2 separate regions of the Homo sapiens genome follow, and region 2 is linked to region 1. A link is a loop called in an ENCODE intact Hi-C map of the cell type or tissue named here. Cell type or tissue: IMR-90. All regions are shown on one strand. Links, peaks and the distances in the headings refer to the core of each region. The heading gives the core; the rest is flanking DNA.

Evidence for each region. Peaks named below come from ENCODE experiments on the same cell type or tissue, not always from the same donor. Only the 100,000 strongest peaks of a DNase experiment are listed, where the experiment ranks them.
Region 2: it touches region 1 in a loop (2.6-fold over the local background); 2 of 110 quality-filtered maps call a loop at or near these places.

The regions. Positions count from the first base shown.
Region 1 is chr13:63,430,828-63,442,364 of GRCh38, forward strand. The region is part of intron 1 of LOC124903236 (a long non-coding RNA gene); the gene reads left to right. Among named protein-coding and RNA genes, the nearest start is that of LINC00376, 110 kb to the left of the region's middle. In IMR-90, for the core only: no CTCF peak of the experiment used is centred there; DNase peaks (open chromatin) are centred at 3,214 and 5,014; H3K27ac peaks cover 1,634 bases.
Region 2 is chr13:63,119,430-63,130,966 of GRCh38, forward strand. No RefSeq gene overlaps it. Among named protein-coding and RNA genes, the nearest start is that of LINC00376, 200 kb to the right of the region's middle. In IMR-90, for the core only: a CTCF peak has its summit at 5,633 (motif pointing right); a DNase peak (open chromatin) is centred at 5,662.

The sequences.
Region 1 (11,537 bases), core at 3,113-8,112:
AAAAAGTTATTTTCTATTTCAAAGTTTAATTTAATAAACCTTTTCACTATAACACAATTTTTCATTTTCATATTAAGAGGTCAGTTGGAAGAACAGACACTGGGATTTTTAGCACAGTATGGGAAGAATTAATTACACATCTTCAATTAAGACCAATTAGAGTTGTACTTTCGCTGGCTTGCACACCATGAAAGAACTCTACCAAAATGTCTAATAAGCATAGACAGTTCATTAATGTTAAATTTGGTCTCCATGTCTATTTTCATCTCCTGTGGTGTTTTGTGGGTTCCTAAAAACTCCTGGAAATTAGGTATTAGAGATGTATAACATCATTTATAGGGATTTTAAATATTAAACAATACATTAATAGGTTAGCATTAGTTATATTCCTAGAATGTGGTAAAACATTTCAGGAAGTTTTGGATTTAATGATTTGATAAAATGAAACTTAATAAATCTTTACCCTAAATCTTTTATTCAGGAAACCATTACCATGCTGCACTAAAATGAGTCTAAAATGCTCCATGTCATTTTTAAAAGGACTAAAAACTGTATTTCTATTAGCAATTATTATATTTGTTGTATATATCTTATACAATATAGAGAATCTTATTACTTCACATTTTCAATGTGCTTTTCTCTGTGACATGTACATGTAAATAGTATATTTCACATTGGAAAGCACTTTGAACCTTTGCAAATTTGATCCAAAATAGAAATTACAGCAATTAGTAAGCTAATAAATGTGAACTTTAATGTTAATTTCTTATACAGAAATGAGTTATGTTTGATAAAATTGTCAGTAGACAGCTGTTTAAAACTGTCTAAATATTTCTTTCAGTAAATACTCTGTATATTTTTGAGACAATCAAGGCATTAAATGTAGCAAAATGTTTTAGACTAAAACAAATATTTTTATTTGAACAACTTGACTACTCCCTGTAGAAATGGCTTTAGAGTTGTTATATAAACATTACACTTAAATGCAGGTAAAACTTGAACCAAAATGTTAACCACAATTAAAAATACCAAATAAATACCAACTGGCCTAGAAAACGCCACTGATCTTAAATTTTGGACAATTACAGGCATGCAATTATGTTAAGATACACATGTATATGGTCAGTTAAATTGCAACCATGCAAATTATTGAGAAATGCCAAGTCTTCAACAAACATGTCAAAAAAACCTTATATCTGATAAGAAAAACAATGTAAGTGAGATAAACAGTGTACTTTAGCCCATACCTCACATCATAAAATAAATAGTTCACACTTTATTGAACACTTACCCATGATGCACTTACAAAAAAAGGGAAAGAAAAGATAAATAAGACTTCATAAAAATTAAAACTGACTTAGAAGTCACCATTGAGCACATAAAATTGAAAGCTATAGATTGAGAGAAAATATTTTAATATATTTCTACATAAACATATGTGTGTGGGAAAATATGTGTAATGTATTTGTACAAATAAATAGTAAGAAGATAACACTGTGTGTGTGTGTGTATGTGTGTGTGTGTGTGTGTGTGTGTGTGTTGAGATGGGGTTTTGCTCTTGTCACCCAGGCTGGAGTGCAGTGGTGTGATCTTGGCTCACTGCAACGTCTGCCTCCCAGGTTCAAGCAATTCTCCTGCCTCAGCATCCCGAGTAACCAGGATTACAGGCACACGCCACCACACCTGGAAAATTTTTTGTATTTTTAGTAGAGATGGGGTTTTGCCATATTGGCCAGGCTGGTCTCGAACTCCTGGCCTCAAGTGATCCACCTACCTGGGCCTCTCAAAGTGCTGGGATTACAGACATGAGCCACTGCAACCAGCTTAATACAGTTTTTTTTTTTAATGGGCAACATATTGGAAGACACTTTGCAAAGGCATACGTACCAATAATCAACAAATGCATGAAAAGTTGTTCAATATTGTTTTTCATCAGGAAAATGCAAATTAAAACTACCATTAGATATAACTTCACATCCACTAGGAAGGTTATAATTAAAGTGACAAAATATTGGAGAGGAAGAGTAACTGGAACTCTCATACTTTGCCGGTAGAGTATGAAATGATAGAGCCACTTTGGAATTTAGCTGAAAGCTTCCTAGAAAAGATCAATATATCTCTATTTTATATTACTTTATATGAGGCAGTCATTCCACTCCCAAGTATTTAACTAAAAGATATGAAAAGATGTCCATACGGAGGTGAATACAAGAATATTTGATGCAGTTTTATTCAAAAGAAACAAAAACTAGAAACAATACAAATGTCTACTAACAGAAGAATGAGTAAGAAATTATCACATATCATTTCAGTGAAATTATACTCACCAATAACTAACAAAATATAATTACACCTCATGAATTACTCTCAGGAAAATTATTTTAAGAAAAAGAAGCAGACAAAAAAAGCCCATACAAAATGATTTAATTTAAATGAACTTCAAGAAAAAGCCAACCTAATTTGCAAGGATAGAAATAAGAATCACTGACTAGAAAGGCTCACAGAAGGGGCTGATTAAAAAGAATAAAATAAATTTCTAAAGTGATGGACTTGTCTATATCTTATATATGACAGGTGCATATTTGCCAAAATTTATCAAACTGTACATTTATGAACTGTGCAACTTATATAATTATATATCACCTATATAATGATACATAACATGTTATTTAATATTATTTTCCTGTGTAGTTTTGTATATAGTAAAGTGTTAATAGCTATAAAATATCTGATATTATGGCTTACTTTTAACTTAAGTAGCTTGCCTGCCACTGTGTTATTGATGGTGGCAGAAGAATTGAGCTTCCTGTGTTGGAGTCAAATACTTTTATTAGTTATGTTATGAGAGGCAGAATGAGCTGTATGCCTGCATCAGTTCCCTTAAGACCCAAGTCCCATAGGAGCAATGTGGAGTGGCCCAGATGGGTGCTGCACATAAACAATGGGTTTGTGTTACAACTAAGGGATCCTGAGTTTAGGAAACCCTTAATTTTATAAGTAAGCTTCTAGTAAACTTGTTCAAATATTATTCTACAGAGATAATATATGTATTGTTCTATTGAAGGATTGTATCTATTTCCTGCCCTGAAGGAAAGTACTGTGTCTATCTTTCAAGGCTGTTCTCTATACAAATATGCTGGAAAAGAGATCAGGAAAAAATTTATATTAGTCATGCAGAAAGGTTATGAAAATACACAGAGGAAGCTTAAGTACATATTACTAAGTGAAAGAAGCAGTCTGTAAAAGGATGTATGTTATATGATTCCATCTATGACTTTCTGGAAAAGCCAAAACTATATACACAGTAAAACAATCAGTGATTGTCGGGGGTTGGATGGGAAAGAGAGATCAACAGGCAGACACAGAGAATTTTCGGGGCACTAAAACTACTCTATATAGTAGTATAATGATGGACATGTTTCACTGTATATTTGTCCAAGCTTATAGAACATACAACACCAAGAATAAACCTTAATGTAAGCTAGGGACTTTGGGTGATAATGATGTGTGAACATTGGTTCATCAATTGTCACAAGTGTTCCACTCTGGTGGAGTATGTTGATAATTCGGGAGTCTGTGTATGTATGGGGCAGAGGATGTACAGGAAATCCCTGTACAATCCCCTCAATTTTGCTGTGAATCTAAAACTGCTCTAAAAAATAAAGCCTATTTTTTAAAAGTTAAGAAATACCCTAGGGAAAAGGAGCAGAATTGGGAAGATGGTAGTCAAAGGATACAAAATTTCACTTAGACAGGAGCGGTAAGTTCAAGAGATCTATCACACAACACGCTATGACTATAGTTAATAACAATACATTGCATACTTGAAAATTGCTAAGACTAGATTTAAGTGTTCTCACTATACAAAAAGTTTTTTAAAAAAGAAAAATAAAAAGAAACACATTGATATTTAATAGCTTGTGTTTTGAAAGGGTGTATCATGCTTATTCATTGAGAAATATATGAGAGGGAGAGCAAGAGAGAAACGACACAAATACTTTATTGTGGTAGGTAAGAAAGAGAAGAAGATCATAAAATAAGTCTTCTATCATTAAATGAAGTGACTCCTTATCAACCCCCTGCAACAAAATAAAAACTGAAACTGTATACTATCTATCTATACATATATATATATATGACAACAAAAAAGTAATACATGCTGTGGTCCACACATGTATGACATGGAAGGTCTCTCAGCTTTGGGGTAGATGAATATTAAATATATATCTATATATATTTGGGTAATAATTAAATATATATGTATATATTTGGGTAATATATGTAAGTTTTCATAAAAACTTTTTAGAATTAAAATAGGCTTTTCTAATTAAGAATAATTTTTCATTGGTTCACTCTGTTCAGAAAAAATATAAAAGGACAAGCCTTTGGCCTATAGATGATTGACTCTCAAAACATCGTCCCCAACTCTAAATTTTGATTCTACACTGGGGCAGCTTTTCACTATGAATGTAGTTGCGAATCTTTGTTTATTAAATATTTATTGCATAAATATCTTATCAGGCTCTGGTCTCTGGGCCTTGAATTGTGAACTCTGTTCTGGCTGGAGTCACAGTATCACTTTGGGATTACCATCTCCATTAGCACTTTTATATTTCTTACTTAAGAAAATCTGAAGTAGCAAAAAATTGAATAGGGGATCCCTTGCATCCTCCACTGGCCCATGAATCTTAGGATATATTAAGGTATATTCCACTGCGGATAGGGTTATTTAAATCTTAATGCCAAAGAAAAAAATTGTAATTGCCTGGTGGGTTCTTCTTGCTTGCTGCATAGATAGAGCTGATTTACCGAAATAGAAGTATTGCAGCTGAGAAAGAGCTTAATAAATACAGAGCCAAATGGAATTGCAACAGTTTATTACTCAAATCAGCCACTCCAAGAACTCAGAGGCTAGTGTTTTTATGGCTAATGTGGTGAGCAAGGGGCTAGGGAAGGGGTGCTGCTGATTAGCTGGAATGAAGTCACAGGGGTGTGGAAAACACTCCTCATGTGCCAAGTCATCCTCTCGGTTTAGCCACAAGACTACTTGAGTCATGAATCACAACTCTGGGTGGAATTGGCCCCCAGGATGTAAAAGCATGAAAAACATCTCAAAAGATCAATCTTACGTTTTATAATAGTGATGTTAGCCATAGGAGCAACTGGGAAAGATACAAATCCTGTGACCTCCAGAACAGTGGCTGAACTGTGTTTACATTTCACCAGAAGGCAGGCCCCTCCCATGATCCTAATCTCATAGCCTTTCATTAGTTTTACAAGGTTTTGGTCCCTGGGCAAGGAGAGGTTAGTTTTAGGGAGGGACTGTTATCATCCTTGTTTCAAAGTTAAACTACAAACTAAATCCTCCCATGGTTAGCTTGGCCTATGTCCAGGAAATAGTGAGGACAGCCATCCTTTGAGGCTAGAAGCAAGACTGATTCAGCTATGCTAAAATTCTCTCACTATCATAATCTTGGCAAAGGCAGTTTCAAGATAATGAACTAACAAAAAGCTATCTACTTAAAGGCTCCAGGAAGGAACTTTTCAGTAGCATCCCTGAGAATAAAGACAGTGGTTCTGGCATTCATGAAGCTGGTAGGATGCAATTCTTCAGGGTGACAACGGCAATGACTTCTGTAAAGTGCACAATAGTCTCACTATGCATATGCCACAGGCATTCACTGTCTACTGAGCTGTGAAAGGAACTACTGGGCAGGAGGGCTCTATGGAGATGATGCCACTTCACATTTAAAAATCTTTCCATTTCGCATCATTGCCCTGAGGAAAAATCCAAACTAAAGCTGACCTCTAGGTATATTCCACACTTAACTCACATTCCTTTTCTTTTTCTTTCTGCTTATGCTCTGGATATAGCAAACACTTTGCAATTCTTGAAGGAATGGGTGCTTTCTGTATCTCAAGGTATTAATCTATGTATTCATGTTGTTACACATTGTATAACAATTCCTTGTCCATCTCTTCCCACAGTTTGTAAGCTCTTTCAGAAAAGGGACTGTCTTTGTTGCTTTTATAGCATGAGTACGTGGCATATCACAGCAGTTATTATTATAAACATTATTCATTAATTTAGTGAATTAATTTTCAATTGAATACAAATAAATATTTTAAATTAGGAACATTATTGCTAGATTTATATGCTCTACTAAAATAGTTGTAGTAACTGTCCAGATTACAGGAAGAATACTGAGGCCTTCTCTAGAACATAAATTTGTGCATTCATTATGACAATTGGGCCCTTCTTACTCATGGTACTAATTAAAACACTATTACGTGTACTTGGCATTGAGCTCTTATCAAGAACTAATTTTCTTTTTGAAAATTAGTAGAAACAGAAGAAAACAGTAGAAAACAGAAGAAAATATCAGTCTTAAAAACTGATTAAATCTTAATGCACAATTATCAAATTATTTGAATAAAACAAACAACTATAAGGAATGAAAAGAAAGTACACTTGGAAGAGGGCTAAGCGGGCAACTTGAAAGACAAGTACATGATTTGACCTTTTGACTTGGAGTTTTATATGTTGGCATGATTCCAGGGTCTTGTGTTCTTTCTCCCCTGATTCTTCCCTTTGGGTGGGCTGCCGACATGGGTAGTGGCCTGCTGGCACTTGGAAGAGGAGCATGCTCAGTGTGTTTACTGGATTTGTATGCTTGTTCACTTCAGGCATCCTTCCCTTACCAGCTGAATGTCCCTAGGAGATCATATACCAGTTAAATGCCACCATTTTGCCTCCTAGTGTGCATGTGTGAGCCCACTCACCCAACTCCTGACATCTTACTGGCAAACTGCTGATGACCAGCTTCTGGTGTTTCTGTTTGCTGGAGTACTGGCTTTCTCTGGTGCTGGCTGTGACTAGTTATTATTTTAGAGAGACAGTTAACAATAGCCTGACCATCAGTTGTTGGTCGCCTGATATTCCTGGTGTGTTTGTGGTTGGGGGAGCCCTCTTCTGCTCTGCTCATGTCTGACTAGCAACTTACTGTATCATTTTTATGCTATGAAGATAGCTTCTTCTCCTGAACCTCCTGAACTATCTGTTTCAAACTTCTGCAGCTTCCTCACCTCTCTCAGTGTTCATGGAATTGAACAGAGTTCTGGCCTTGCTCTAGATTAGACTTTGGCTTAAGAGAGTTCTGGCCTTGCTCTAGAATGTTGTGGCTGGTTTGGTCCTCTATCCAGACTACTACAACTTTCTCCATATCAGCAATAAGTCTATTTTGCTTACTTATTTGTGAGTTCATTGCAGTAGTACTTTATTTTCTTTAAGAACTTTTTCTTTGTATTCACAATTTGGCTAACTATTGGTTCAAAAGACCTAGCTGTCAGGCTGCCATGTCTTTTGATGACATCCCTTCCTCACTAAGCTTAATCGTTTCTAGATTTTGATTTAATATGAGAGACATAAGACTCTTTCTTTCACTTGAACACTAGAAGCAATTGTAGGGTAATTAACTGACCCAATTTCAATAGTGTTGTACCTCAAAGAATAAAGGGGCCTGAGGAGAAGGAGAGAGATAGGGGAATGGCCAGTTAGTGGGACAGTCAGAAGACACACATTTATCAATTAAGCTTTCTGTCCTATATGAATGCAGTTCATAGCATGCCACAACAATTACAATAGCATCATCAAAGGTCACTGATCACAGACCATCATAACTGATATAATATTAATGAAAAAGTCTAAAATATTGTGAGAATTACCAAAACATGACACAAGGACACAAAACGAACACATGCTGTTGGAAAAATGGTGCTGATAGACTTATTAAATACAGGACTGCCACATACCTTCAATTAAAAAAACATCTGCAAAGCGCAATAAAGTAAAGCACAATAAAATGAAGCATGCCTGTGCTTGAAAGAGCTAGGACCATATTGACTTCCTAGGAGACATGACAATCCAAAAAATAAATTTTCTTATTAAAATAGTAGAATAACGAATTGTAATAGTAATATAATCATGACAATGTAGTGGCGATTACCATCGACCCCCTAAAGTTTCACTGAAAAATCTCTGGCAGGGTTGATTCATGAGAGAAAAGGTATACAATTTTATTTAACATGTATACACAAGTGCCTTCAGGATGAAGACCCAACTATCACGGATGCCACTGGCTGGGGACAGTGCTGCTGGTGGCAAAAGAATTTTCCAAGGAAGACGTGGGGAAAGAAAGGCAGATTTATTAGAGAGAAAGTATGCTGCAGGGAAGCAACAGGCAGCACAGCACAAAAGAGGCTGTTTACAAAGAGGCAGGGGTTGGAACAGCAAGACCTGATACTGAGTTGTACTGGAGGGGCTGCTTTCAGATAAGGTGTGCAGATAAGATGGTGCTGCTGGGGCTAGGAGGTATTTGGGAACAGGATGTCATGCCAGCCGTTGTCTGTGATTAGCTGTCTTTCCAAAGAAACAATTGTTCCCCCCACACCTGGGATCCCTTGCTCTTGTTGCTTAGCGAACTTATCAGGACTCCACACCAAATTTCTAATGAGTTACAGAAACTTATATATCATTCTGAGGTTACAAAAAGAAAGGGGGCTTGGATTCTGGTAAAATAGGTTATAGGAGGAGGCAGAAAAGGAATTCTATTGAGAGGCAATAAATTATTGTTAGGGAGAATAATTGGACTCAGGAACAGAGATTAACTTGTAAATAGTTTTCAATGGGATATAAATGATCTTTGGAGATAGTAAAAGTTTCTGCTAAGGTGTGAATCTTGTCTTTTTTTTCTGCAATAGATAATGTGATAACAGAGAGGGAAGGAAAAAACAATTGTTCTTAGTGGGTTTGGATCTTAGGCAGATAAAGGAACTTAAGTTCCTTTAGGAGAGACAGTGGGGACTGGTAGTGGGGCGGGGGGAATGGTCAGTGGTTAAGGGAGACCCTGAGGCTTCTCTAGTTTAGCATGTCAAAATGCCAGATTTTGGGGTACTGATTTCGGAGCCCCAAAAGCAAAAGTAGCAAATCCTGAAAGACAGGAATACGTATTTGTAAAGGTGCTGATATGCAATTCACACTGAAAAGCAAAAGTGTATTGCTGACATCCTAGAATTGACAGTGACCAAACATGAGTTGTGGTGCTTGTCTTAGTTATTTAAGGCTTCTATAACAAAATATCATTAAGTCTGTGGCTTATAAACAACAGAAATTGGTCGGGCATGGTGGCTGACACCTGTAATCACAGCACTTTGGGAGGCTGAGGTGGGTGGATCACTTGAAGTCAGGAGTTTGAGACCAGCCTGGCCAACATGGTGAAACCCTGTCTCTACTAAAAATGTAAAAATTAGCCATGTGTGGTGGCATGCGCTAGTAGTCCCAGCTGATGTAGGAGAATTGTTTGAACTCGGGAGACAGAGGTTGCAGTGAGCTGAAATCATGCCACCACCCTCCAGCCTGGGTGACAGAGCAAGACTCTGTCTCAAAAAAAAAAAAAAAAAAATCCAAAACAAACAGAAATCAGAAATTTATTTCTCACTATTTTGGAGGCTGGAAGTCCAAGACGAGATTTTTTTTTTTTTTTTTTTTTGAGACAGAGTTTCACTCTTGTTGCCCAGGCTGGGGTGCAGTGACATGATCTCGGCTCACCGTAACCTCTGCCTCCTGAGTTCAAGTGATTCTCCTGCCTCAGTCTCCCTAGTAGCTGGGATTACAGGTGTGCACCACCATGCCTGGCTAACATTTATTGTATTTTTAGTAGAGATGGGATTTCTCCATGTTGGTCAAGCTGGTCTTGAAATCCCAACCTCAGGTGATCCACCTGCCTCGGCCTCCCAAAGTGCTAGGATTACAGGTGTGAGCCACTGCACCCCACCTTGGGGTCTCTTTTAATAGGGCACTAATACCATTTATGAGGGCTCCATCTTCATGAATTAATCATCCTCCCAAATCCCCACCTCCAAATGACACTATACTGGGAGAACACAAATATTTAGTCATAACAGTGTCCTTTAGGGATGTTACAGGTAATTAGACAGGCATGAGTGGGGCAGGAGAGGGCTCTCCCCCACCACTAGGACTGTCAGGTGATGGCTTGGCAATTATCACATTGTCTCTCTAAAAGTGATAAGTTGGCAGCCAGCACCAGGGAGAAACAATCTCCTAATAGTCCACAGCTGTTAACATTAAAGTGTTAATTGAATGCAGATGCCAGGGAGATGCAACTTCTCCATTAAGATACAAAATAACAGAGTATGACCTTCTAGGGATATTTTTCCCTTTACTGGGTTCCACCAGAAAAAGAAAAAAAGCCTCAGATGGGCATGCGCACAACTTCCTAAACACACTGGACATGCTCACATCCCAAGTGTAAGGAGGACGCTGCATGTGCAGGCAGCCCACTCTAAGGAAAGAGTCATGAGAAAGGGGTTCAAGACACTGGAAAGGGGCCACACTATAAAGTCCTAGGATCACAGCTGAACACCACAATTATTCTTCAAGTTGCCCACCTGGATCTCTTCCAAGTGCACTTTCCTTTCTTTCCTGCTCTAAAGCTTTTTTATCAACTTCCACTCCTGCTCTGAAACTTGCCTTGGTCTCTTTTTCTGCTTTATGCCCCTTAGTGGAATTATTTCTTCTGAGGAGGCAAGAATTGAGGCTGCTACAGACCCATATGGATTTGCTGCCAGTAACTCAGATACCTTCCACAGGTAACAGGGAGAAGAGGGAATATAGTGGACTGCTAAATGACTATTAATAAAGAACTGAGATAAGAAATAATTTATCTATTAAAACTTTGTGATTGTTAATACTGAGTGTCAACTCGATTGGATTGAAGGATGCAAAGTATCAATCCTGGGTGTGTCTGTGAGGGTGTTGCCAAAAGAGATTAACATTTGAGTCAGTGGACTGGGGAAGATAGACCCATCCTTAATCTGGTGGGCACAATCTAATCAGCTGCCAGCAAATATAAAGATGGCAGAAAAAGGTGAAAGGGTGAGAATGGCCTAGACTCCCAACCTACATCTTTCTCCCATGCTGGATGCTTCCTGCCCTCGAACATCAGACTCTAAATCCTTCAGCTTTGAGACTTGGACTGGCTCTCCTTGCTCCTCAAGCTGGCAGACAGCCTACTGTGGGAAATTGTGATCATGTAAGTTAATAATAAACTCCCGTTTATATATGTGTGTGTGTGTCTGTGTGTGTGTGTGTGTGTGTGTGTGTGTGTGTATTCTATTAGTTATGTCCCTTTAGGAGACCCTGACTAATACAGATTTTGGTACCAGGAGTGGTTCTAGAGAAACAGAATATTAAGGATGGAGTTCTTTCATTGGTTTTGGGGTTTGTGAGTTGGTTACCTAATATGATTAGACCCAAAAATGCTAAGGACTCTATTTATAATAGTATGGAGAACACTGATAGTCCTTGGCATGAACTGTTTAGAGAGTTATGCAAAATAAAATAAATGCATTTGACACTCCAGATTCACCACTTGTGAGAGGCAAGCAGTTTAGTCATCTATACATAGTACCTTTGACCATATGTGGAGAACCAAGGAATATAATAAAGCTGGTTGGTT
Region 2 (11,537 bases), core at 3,438-8,437, 310 kb before region 1:
ATCAATCAATAAGTCATTTTATGAAAGTTGCAAAATAGTGATTTTCTAACACCAGTATTGCCTTAAGTTTTGTTGGCATGTTACTCTAAAGAAGTACTAATGTCATTATTTTAATTAAAGAGTCTTTGTATTATGTGTTAAGATTTCAGAGGCTAGTCAGCCCTCGTAGCTTTTCTGTTTAGTGTATGCCAGTTTAAGTTCATCTGGAGCTCAAAAGAGTTCTGCTGGAATTTTATCGCAATTTTCTACTTACAAGTGATTTGAGGTCTGTGATATTTATGTTCTTTTATTTATGAATGATCATGTAGCTTTTATATGGATTTAATAGTTCTTTTTTTTAATGTAGCTATTTTGGAAAATGCATGGAATGATTTTGGTTTGTGACCACTACTTTCCACAGGTTATAAAAAATTAAAATATTTTAAAATACTATTAAAATCATGGTTTGCAAATGACTCTATCTTATTTCTGATAAATTTATATGAATATATGGAGTAAACGTTGAAAGCAACCTACAAAATAAATTACATAGACAGTGTTGTTTAAAATTTAAAAAAGCAGGAAGTGAAATTGAATTTTATCAAATATTCTGAGCAATCATCAAAATAATTATATATTTAATATGCTAATGTAATGGATTATATTGCAATGTTTTTTAAAATTGAATCTTACTTGGATTACTCAGCAAAATTTTATTTGAGATTTTTATTGTTTTTCTCTAAGTGCCTGGAATTTCTCCTTATTCACATTGTATTTGCCAGAATTTAGTATGGCAGTTTACTTTTATATTTTAAAACTAATTGCAATTTTAAGTCTTTTCCTTGCCCTTGAAAAAAACAGATAATATCTATATGGTTCTTCCTAATTGTTGGAAAAAAAAGCAGCAGTTCACTTCTGAAACTGCACTCACCCATTTAGCTTTGTGTTTATTTGTTTCCTTTGCTTAATTGTCTAACTTTCTTTCATCAATATTTCATGTGCAAATTACCATTTCTTATTGATTAAAATTTGGCTGTTTTTACTTTTTTAACATATGTTCAATTTCATTAAAGTTATCAAATGTATTAGCTGAGGATATTCACAGAATTTGACTTTTTGTCAATCTTCATTTTATTTTATTCTATTTCTAATTAATTATGCTATAAAGTGGTTGTTTTCCCCTTTCTTTTGTCAGCATCCTTGTTAATATCAAATGCGGGAGAAAGAAAGAAAAAAAATCTTAAAGGTATTCATGTTTTGTACTTTTAAAATATTTTTTTTTCATAATTTCATTTTTATGTTATACTTTTTTCTAGTTTATTAAGGGATATCCTAAATCAATATATTAATGGTAAATTATCAAATAATATAATTTTTTGTGTTCAAGCTTGCTGCATCAGAAACCCTTCCACAACTTTTCTCTCAAATTTTGAATTATTATATTTACATTTTTATTTCTTTATTAGAGAGTAAGTTCAAGTTTTTCCCAACACTTTATAGGAATCAAATACTCTTTGATTTTCAACATAAAATTTTTAGTCAATGAATACATAGAAAAGTCAAATGGCTTTTTTATTCTCTAAGATCCCAGAGCCAATAGCATGAATGATAGTGAAGACAGAGGCAGCCTCAATAAAGATATATCTCTATGTGAGTGTTTTCTTTTGAGGCGATTGCCTATAACTTTTATGGCTGTAAGCTGCTTTTTAAAATAATATAGCTAGATTTACAAGCAAGATATTGTAGTGCCAATAGCCTTTTTGACAAATGACACTGGTACAACTGGATATCCCTATGCAAAAGAATAAATTTGAAACCTACCTCATGCCATCGGTGACTTAAATATACAAGCTGAAACTATGAAACTTTTAGAATACAAAATAATTATAAATCTTTGTGATCTTTGATTAAGAAATAGTTTTTCAGATATGGCTCCAAAGCACAAGTAACAAAAGAAAAAAGATAAATTGGATTCAAAATTAAAACCCTTCTGTGTTTCAAAGGACACTATCAAAAAAGTGTGAAGATGATCCACATAATGGGTCAAATCATATCTGACAAGCTTCTAGTATCCAGAATATATAATATTATCTTACAACTCAATCATAAAAACAAATTGCAGAATTTTTTAGGTTAGGCAAAATATTTGAATAGACATATTGGCACGGATGATATACCCAATAACATTGAAAGCATCTGAAAATATAGTTCATATTAACATTTGTATATGGCTCTTCATAGCAGCATTATTCCTAATAGCTAATATTAGCCAAGGGCTGAGAGAAGGGAGAATGGAGAACAAATGCTAATAGGTAAAACACTTCTTTTCGGTGTGAAAATATTCTAAAATAGACAATGGTGATGGTTGCACAATCTGTGAATAAACCAAAAGTTCTAAAAATGCTGAAATTCACTAAAATGTGTACTTTAAAGGGTAAATTTCTTTTCTTTTCTTTTTTTCTTTTTTTTTTTTTTTTTTTTTTTTTTTTTTTTTTTTTTTTTTTTGAGATGGAGTCTCGCTTTGTCACCCAGGCTGGATTGTAGTGGCGCGATCATGGCTCACTACAACCTCCACCTCCCAAGTTCAAGTGATTCTCCTGCCTCAGCCTCCCGAGTAGCTGGGACTACAGGAGTGTGCCACCACGCCCGGCTAATTTTTTGTACTTTTTAGTAGAGACAGGGTTTCACCGTGTTAGCCAGGATGGTCTTGACCTCCTGACTTCTTGATCCGCCCATCTCGGCCCCCCAAAGTCCTGGGATTACAGGCGTGATTATATATGAATTTAAAATGTGGGAAAATATATAATAGTGTGTGTGTGTGCACGCGTGCGCGCGCACACGCATGCACATGTATGTGTATGACTGTTAAAACATCTGCAGCCTAGAAATCTGATAACTAACATTTGGAATCACTTTACCTGCAGATGTTTGTTGAAGTTGTGGAAACTGAGATTTCAAAGTGACGTATAAAGAAAATATGTAGAGATTCTAGGTACAGACTTTGGAAAACATCCACACTTAATAGGGAAAAGAAGGAAAAAAGAAGCAAGAAAACTTTCTGTGAGAAACCCTACATGACGTTTCACCATAGACACATATGTGTGTAACCCTCACTGAGCACTAGTCAGTATGAAAGGTGCCCTTCTTTGTAATCCAAATGGTCATCTCTAGCTCCTCAATGTGACCTTCTAAACAGTACATATTTGGGTTAATCATTTATTCATCTTATGATTCTCTTAATTTGTCAAAATAAATCTGCAGTCCATTTTCTATGTGTGTTCTAAGTAGTGTTCTATGCACTAAAAATCCAGGATACGAAGAAAAAAAATCTCTCCCTTTCATGGAGGTTACATAGCAGTGAGGGTGGCAAGCCATATATTAAGTGTATATAAAAACATCTACAGTGTTTCAGATGGTCATAAATGTTATGAAGAAAAATAAAGAAGCGAAATGGATAAGGATACTGGGGTCATGATGGGAGACTAAGGTTTTCATTCACTTTTGAATTTACCTTCAAAAAAAGAGTGTAATTTTAAATACAGAAGTCAAAGGAGGTCTAACTGGAGTGATACATTTGAGTAAAGACCTGAAGGTCATCATGGTGCAAGACCAATGAGTTTCTTGGGGAAAGACTTTTTTTTTCAGGCACAGGAACAGAGAGGTATAAATGCCTTGAGGCAGAAACATGCATCTAACAAATTACAACTTGGAATAAAAACACATTCTACTTTGTGTAATCTAATGTCAATATGCTCAATTAATTAATCTTCAAAGTACTATGTTATCATACTTTATTTGTACTTGGGTGAATCTATGGTTTGTGGTTCATGTATCATCAGATAATAGCTTTTTCAGGGGCAGTTTTCAGATTACCAAATGAAAGTATACATGGATTCTGTGTGTTGTATACTGCTGTATACTCACATATTCAATTTCTCTAAGACTTAATGATTATTGAAAGTCTAGGTACTTTTCGTAGGTTCTCTCACAAGTTTAATTTTTTTCTCCCTCCGGAGGAGTAATAGGTATTTGTGATATGAGCCTTGCTGCATAATCCTTACTTACAACAATGGTTTTAAGATTTTGGGGCATTCTTTGTCATCAATAAGATTACACAATATGATTTAAAAATGAATTTCATTTATACATTTAGATTGAAATATAAGCAATTGATAATATATGAATTAAGCATATTGGATTAGTATTTTTATTAGTCTGAACAACATATTACCTGTCTTTGTTTGCATTCTTCATGACTTAATGTAATTCAATATAACATTATCAAGAATGTAAGGATAATGCTCTTTTCACAAATTATTTCTCCTCTAGTGTTCAGTAATAGCCACACTAACTTTTCACAGTGGTGACAGCTATGTAAGGAAGTGGGAAACTTATCCATAGCAAACTGCAAAGGTAAAAATAGTAATTTGCTGCCACTGAATGGTTTTTAAGTCATTTTCTTTTGTATGTAAAATTAATTAAACAAGCAAGATTGAAAGTTGACACACTGTGGATTTTATTTCTTTTGCCTAATATAGCATATTATTTCCATCTAAAAATAATACTCTGTTGTAATTTCCTTTTATTTTCTCCTTTTAAAATATCTGAAAGTTTAGTTAACTATATCTGGCATTAAGTGATTTTCCCCCAGCAATACGTTTTGTATACAGATCAGATACTTTCATATATTATATAAAACTCAATTTGTCATAACTAAACCAGAAATATTTTTCTATAATAAAAATGCTATGTACAGTTTGAATTTTTGCAGACATTAAAAAGAATAAAAATGAAGCTACTTGTAAGACATAAATGGCTTGCATAAGAAACTTGAAGGTGCTATTGATGCAGAGAAAGAAAAATAATTTTCTATGGCAGGTGTTCCACCGATATTTGCATTGGTTAAACATAATTTATTCATATATCATTCTTTCATCATACTTCATGATAATAAACACAATTAGGATAGAATGCCATAAACAATTATACATTTTAAAGGAAACTGAATTTAGTGCTTTGTATTATGGCAGCAACATTTCATCTGCTTAAATATTGTTTTGTAAAAAGTACAAGGCTTTTGCTAATAAAAGCCCTAATGATTAGTTGTTGAAATCACTGAAGATTGTCGAGGTTGTGGTAGATATCCTAAAAATGTTTTGTTAGCTCATATGAAAGATGAATGCGTCTATAAGAACTATCGTGTTACCTTCTAAATTTATATGGTTTTGTTTCTGATGCTTTATAAATATCCTTAGGACTATTAAAGTTCCAGCCACTGAATAAATGGTATTTAATAGCGGTGTGGAGAAAAACATATGCTTAATTAGTAGAAAAATAAGCAAAAAAGTTTACTATTAGGAGATAATAACTCAGTTAGTTCTGTATTGCTTGGACAGCTCTTCAAAAATAAGAAAATAACTTATTTTACCAGAAAACAAAATGCTGTAGAAATCCAAAATTTATTTTTTTGAGTTATTAACATAGTGGGTTATTCCCATAGTGAGTAAGTACATTTAGTTGGATAGCATTGAATATCTACTTTTACTCAAAGGTTTTCCAAGTAAACTTTTAAAAAGCCTTTATGTAAATCATTTAATATCATTTTAGTAATGCTAATAATTTTACTTTTAAACTTGCTTTACATTGCCACTAGGTGGAACCAGTAAGCCTTATTATTTCTACTAATACATTTTTGTCCTATATGTATATACTGATAAACTCTTCAACTAAAAATTCTAGAAATCTTTCAATACTCAAATCCCTGAACTCTGTGATAGGCGTCAAAGATTAATTATTAATCTAACAATACTGAGAGCAAATACTAGAGCAAAAACAAACAACAAATATCACCAACACAAAAAAATTGAGTAATTTAAAGATATCAAGAAAGAATATGCAGTTTTTGAACAATGAAGAGAAAAAATAAATCAAAATTAGAAACTGTACTGACATATTTATTTATCAATATTAAATTATGTCTGGGTAGAAATATGTTAAATGTACCAAAATAGGTATATACCAATTTTTGAGTTACTAATATTTATTGGGAATCATTAAATCTTAGATCAAACATATTTTGAATGTTTCCATATAAACATTATTGCTGGTGACCAACATAATCAGCTAGTTTATAATTTCCATTTGTGTTGGCACTTTATTTCTCATATTAATCTTTTTATCTGGACCTTTATAAAAGACTAAATGAAGAAGGGATCAGCAAATAGAGAATGCATGGTGGTCACATAAAAAACTTTCTCTGCCTTCATTTAGAGACTTAATTTTTTTCAATACATCTAACCCCCAGAATTAGAAAACACTAGTTGATAGTATGTTCTATAAAAGAAAGAAACAAGTAAGAGAAGTGACAGCATAGTTAGAAAGTAGCATTCTTGAATGTTTCTATAACTTCAGCTTGGAAGGTCTGGAAATTGAGGCTTAAAAAGTTTGGTAGTTTTCACCAAAACAACTACCTTTTAGAGCTGGTTTCTTACATAAGATACCATGGTCTTAATCCCTATGCAAAAGAAAAGCATGACTGGAATGTAGCATATAAGGGACAAGTGAAAAGCAATGAACCATAAAATAAAAACTTAGATCATTAAAGGCCTTGAATGGCATGTAAAATTTTTTCCGGTATTGATGATAATTGTAACCACTGTAATTGATAAGGTAATGTGGGGAATATGAAGACTAAGAATAGAAGAAAGAAAAGGGCAAATAACAAAAAAGCAGCATCTATATTAATTTGCTAAAGCTGCCTTAACAGAGGACCACAAACTGGGTATCTTAAAACAACAGAAAATTGCGTCTTACATGCCTGGAAACTGTAAGTTTCAAATCAGGGTTGGCAGGACCATAGTCCTATCGAGACTTTGAATAGATCCTTCCTTATGTTTTCCTACCTTTTGGTGGTGGCCAGAAATCCTTGCCATTTTCCTTTCCTTGCAATATTGATAGTGGCAGGAGGCAGACGAATGCCTAGGCAGATAGGGGTGGGTCCTTGGTGAAACCCACCTCCAAGCCGAAGACAGTTTAAAGCCTGAAAGCCAAGCTACAGATCTGTGGACTGGATTGAAAACCTGTCTTTTCATTTGGTGTGCTTTCCTCTGATTGATCTCCACCCTTCACTTATTTTACATATACCTACCCTTTCCTATTTGGTTTTCTACACTGCCATGCCCACTTTTGAGTGGTGCCTTTGCTTTAGCCTTTCTTTGCATATTCACAAACCAATCAGCACACATTCCCCAATTCTGAGCCCATAAAAGCACTACCCCCACATCCTCTCTCCAGTGAGAGCTGTTCCATTGCTCAGTAAAATTATTCTCTGCTTTCCTCACTCTTAGATTTTCAGCATATTCTCATTCTTCTTGGAGGTGGGGAGGGCAGCTGCCTCATGTGACAGAAAGGGCGGTGTGATCCGAGCCAGTCCCAGGGCCACAGGCCGAGGCAGGGCAAGGGCATTGCCAGCCAGGTGTCTCCAGCTGGCAAAAGTAACAGAGAAATATCCTGCATCAACATAACCTTCTTCCCATTGTCTTACCTCTGTGTTTGTCTGTGTCTGTGTCTAAATCACCCCCCTTTTATTAGGGCGCTTGTCTTATTTGATTGGGACCCATTCTAACAACCTCAAGTTGATTAATTGCAAAGATCTTATTTTAAAATAAATTATGTTCACAGTTTCTAGGTGTTAAGAATTCTACATATTTTGGGGGAGATATAATTCAAATTATAAAACCATTGTCATTGTGCTTCTACAACAAAATACCTGAGACTGGGTAATTTATAAGGAGTAGAAATTTATTTTCTCACAGTTCTGTACATTGGGAAGACCAAGATCAAGGCACCAGGCTGTTCAGTGTCTGGTAAAAGCCTGTTCCTTATAGACGACAATGTCTAGATGTCCTCACATGGTGGAAATGATAAAAGTACAAAAAGGAGAAAGATGTTATGTCCTCTCATGGTGAAAGAGTGAGCAGAAGGGACAAAGAAAGAGAGAGACAGCTCCCAGGAATTTCCATTATAAATGCTAATCCCATTCATGAAGTCTCTGTACTCATGACTTAATCACCTTCTAAAGGTTCCCACCTGTTTCACATTGATGATTAAGTTTAAACGTATGAGTTTTGGAGAACATATTCAGATCACAGAAACCATCTTTAAACAAAGTACTCAGGAAATATTACGTATATATCTAATGGAAGAGTCTACTAAAAATGCAGATTTGATCAAGTTGGTTAATGGTTAATGCCAGATTTTTAAGTAAGAGTAGGACTGAAGAAATTCTGTTAAACCTAGCAGCAAATAACGTTGGTAATGTTAGCAAAAGTTGTTTTAAGAAACATAGTAGATCTAGTAGAACAAATTTTAGTGAGATGATTATGAATTATTAAAATATGGATATTTTATCAGGAATCTTAATTTTGAAAGGAAGATAATATTGTTTTTGCTTAAGATGGGAAAGTCATGTGCAAATTTAAACTGTTACAGGAAAACAAAACAAGTAAAGATGGAATGTATATGTATATGCTATATTTAAAGGGGGAAAAACAACTTACTGAGGATGGTGAGGTGGCATTAAGAAATTTGAATGAAACAGAATTGGATTGATTGGTCTTTCATAGAGTCTTTAAAGAACATGAGAATAATGTTGGCTCATTCCAGTGTTTTGAAGCTATGGTGAACTTCAGTAAAATATCTAATAATTTTTTAGAAATAAATGGTGAAATCAACTTTGAATATAATTTGATTTTGGTAAGAACATGATTGACGAAAATTTTGAAGGTTTGAATTATCACTATGCAGAATGAATGAGATAGCTGAGTAAAAATATAAACATCCAGCAGTAGGTGCCCATTTATTTACAAAGATTGCAGTTGTACACAGTAACCCAAGTACGGAAAGGGAAAGTCACAAAATTAGAATGATGGAGCTTTGGGCTGAAGTGTAGTTATGTAGCTGGTAAGCTTAATGTAGGATGGAAACTCTGTGGTGACAGGTATAAATAAGAAGTGAAAATAGAAGGAAAAAACACGTACTCTCTAATTTAATAATATTAGCCCATTTTACCCTCCGAACATTTCAAAAATTACCTTGAACATATATATGATTTTAATATTTTTTATATAAAAAATGTAGATCTATCCATGTGAACTTTTGATTTTGTCTTAAAGTACCCAAATAATTGAATCAATTATTGACTTACAGATTTAGGTCCGCAAAAATTTATTTAATTTTGAGTTAAATAAAGAAAATAAACAAATTGAGGTTCAGGACTTGTACCTATATTAAACATATTGATAAATATAGAAAATGTGTCTTTCTTTATAAAATGTTAACATATCAGGAAAATATCCAAAAAATTATTGAATAACTCTGTTTCAATCAGTATTTACAGTCACATGGCCACATACAGATATGTATCATTTTTCTAGGACTCTCAGAGTATGTAAAATATACATCATAGTCATAATAGCAAATGGGTCCCGTGGGCAAAAACCAAAAATGTTAATGGGCTCTTGATGTAGAATATTGTTGATGAGTCACTGTGTCTCCATTTAAGCTGAGAGGGTTTCTTTGTTGTTGTTCATTTCTTTTTAATGAAAATGTCAGCAAGCTAGAAGTTCTTAGCTCACAAAAGCTTTTCGCTGAAGGTGAAACTACAAATATCCCAGTTAAATTTGTAATTATGTTTAAGTGTCCAGAGACAAGAACACATGTAGAATAAGGGGCAAACTCATCATTATTGCTTGTGACCTACCCTCACAATAAATACTTGTAGAATTAATTGTGAAATCAAGATATCATTCTCACACCAGGTTGTTCACAGGTCAAGGAAAAAATACAGAGCAGTTGGCTGTAAATGATGAAAAAAATAAAAATTAAATAAATGGAAATGTAAGAAAGAGATAGCTAAATAGGTTTCATTAACTTCAAATAGCAGGAAAGCTGAAGGTGGCTGGGTGTGGTGGCTTATGCCTGCAGTCCCATCACTTTGGGAGGCTGAGGCAGGAGGATCACTTGAGGCCAGGAGTTCGAGAACAGCCTGGCCAACACTGCGAAAACCTGTTTCTACTAAAAATACAAAAATAAGCTGGGCGTGATGGTGGGCACCTGTAATCCCTGATACTCAGGGGGCTGAGGCAGGAGAATCGCTTGAACCCAGGAGGCAGAGGTTGCAGTGAGACAAGATTGTACCACTGCACTCCAGCCTGGGCTGCAGAGCAAGACTCTGTCTCAAAAACATAAATTAATTAATTAAAATAAAAAAGAAAAGAAAAGAAAGAAAGAAAAGCTAAAGCTAATGTTTTTTGGTATGGTGTTTTTCAGAACCAGACACAAAATTTAAAACACATGACCTTTCCACAAGGTAGTATTTCAGTAAGGTGTGCAGAACTCAAAGGAAAATAAAATTTATCTTTTAAAAATACTCAGTTCATGAAATATAAATCCTCCTAGGTTAAATCAATTCATTTTAAAGTATATTCTATAAAACTGTTGGAAATATACAGTTAAGGCAGAGTTACTTCTCTTTGTAGCAGTTATGACTCCTAGTTTAGTAAATTACAAGAAATATAACATAACCCAGATGAAATAAAAAGAGTTATTACAACCTACTTTGAAGCTGTAGAAGTATGGCTGGCTATAATCACAAATGGGACTAGGGTCTGAGTCAATGTTTCTTTGGTTCTCTTGATGAATGGTAACAAAAGGCTGAGGAGTTCTGGGTCTCATTTCTGTAGGCCACTCTACCCTAAACAGATAGAGGCTACTCTTTACAACACAAATCTTATTCTTTGTTCTGATTGAATCATTCTGGGCCTGTCACTATGGTAATGGCTGCTGCAATCACTCCAGTTTTCCTAAACAAGAATAGTTCTCACTCCTAGAGGTAGGGGTAAATTTCATTTCACTTTGGCTCTATTGTGTCCCAAAATAGTAACAAGAGGCAAATTGTTGTGGGGCTATGAGACCAGAGATGAGAAATATTGTGAAGTTTTTATTGACTATTCAAAGAAGTGGGGAGTTGGCAGTGGTGTATCCAGAAGTGTGGAGAGGGGAAGATCTACCTGAGGAGCAGGTTTAAAAAAAGTACATTGACTAGAATTTTGAAACAAAACAAAACAAAAAATAAAGTCAAGTAAAAGTTGCTCTACTCCTTATTATAACCATGTGCTCACAATTCTAAACAATGTCTCTGATAAATTACCCACCCCTAAAACTTCTTCTTTGGTTTATCTAAATTTTATTTTAATATATGTATAATTTCTTTGCAATAAAATGCATATATTCAGGTGTACCGCATGATTAATTTCGACATATACTTTGACATATACACCTACATAATCACTAACTCTCTCATCAACCTATGGACTATTTCCATCAACTCTGAGAGTACTCTTGGACTTCTTTTCTGCTAATTCCCTACCAAACTCCCAGAAACAAATACAGATAGGAGTCAGTTAGCACAGAGAAGTGTTGCCTGTTATTCAAATTCATGTTAATGGGATCACACAGTGTGTCTTCTTTTGTGTCTGGTTTCTTGTGCTGCATATAAT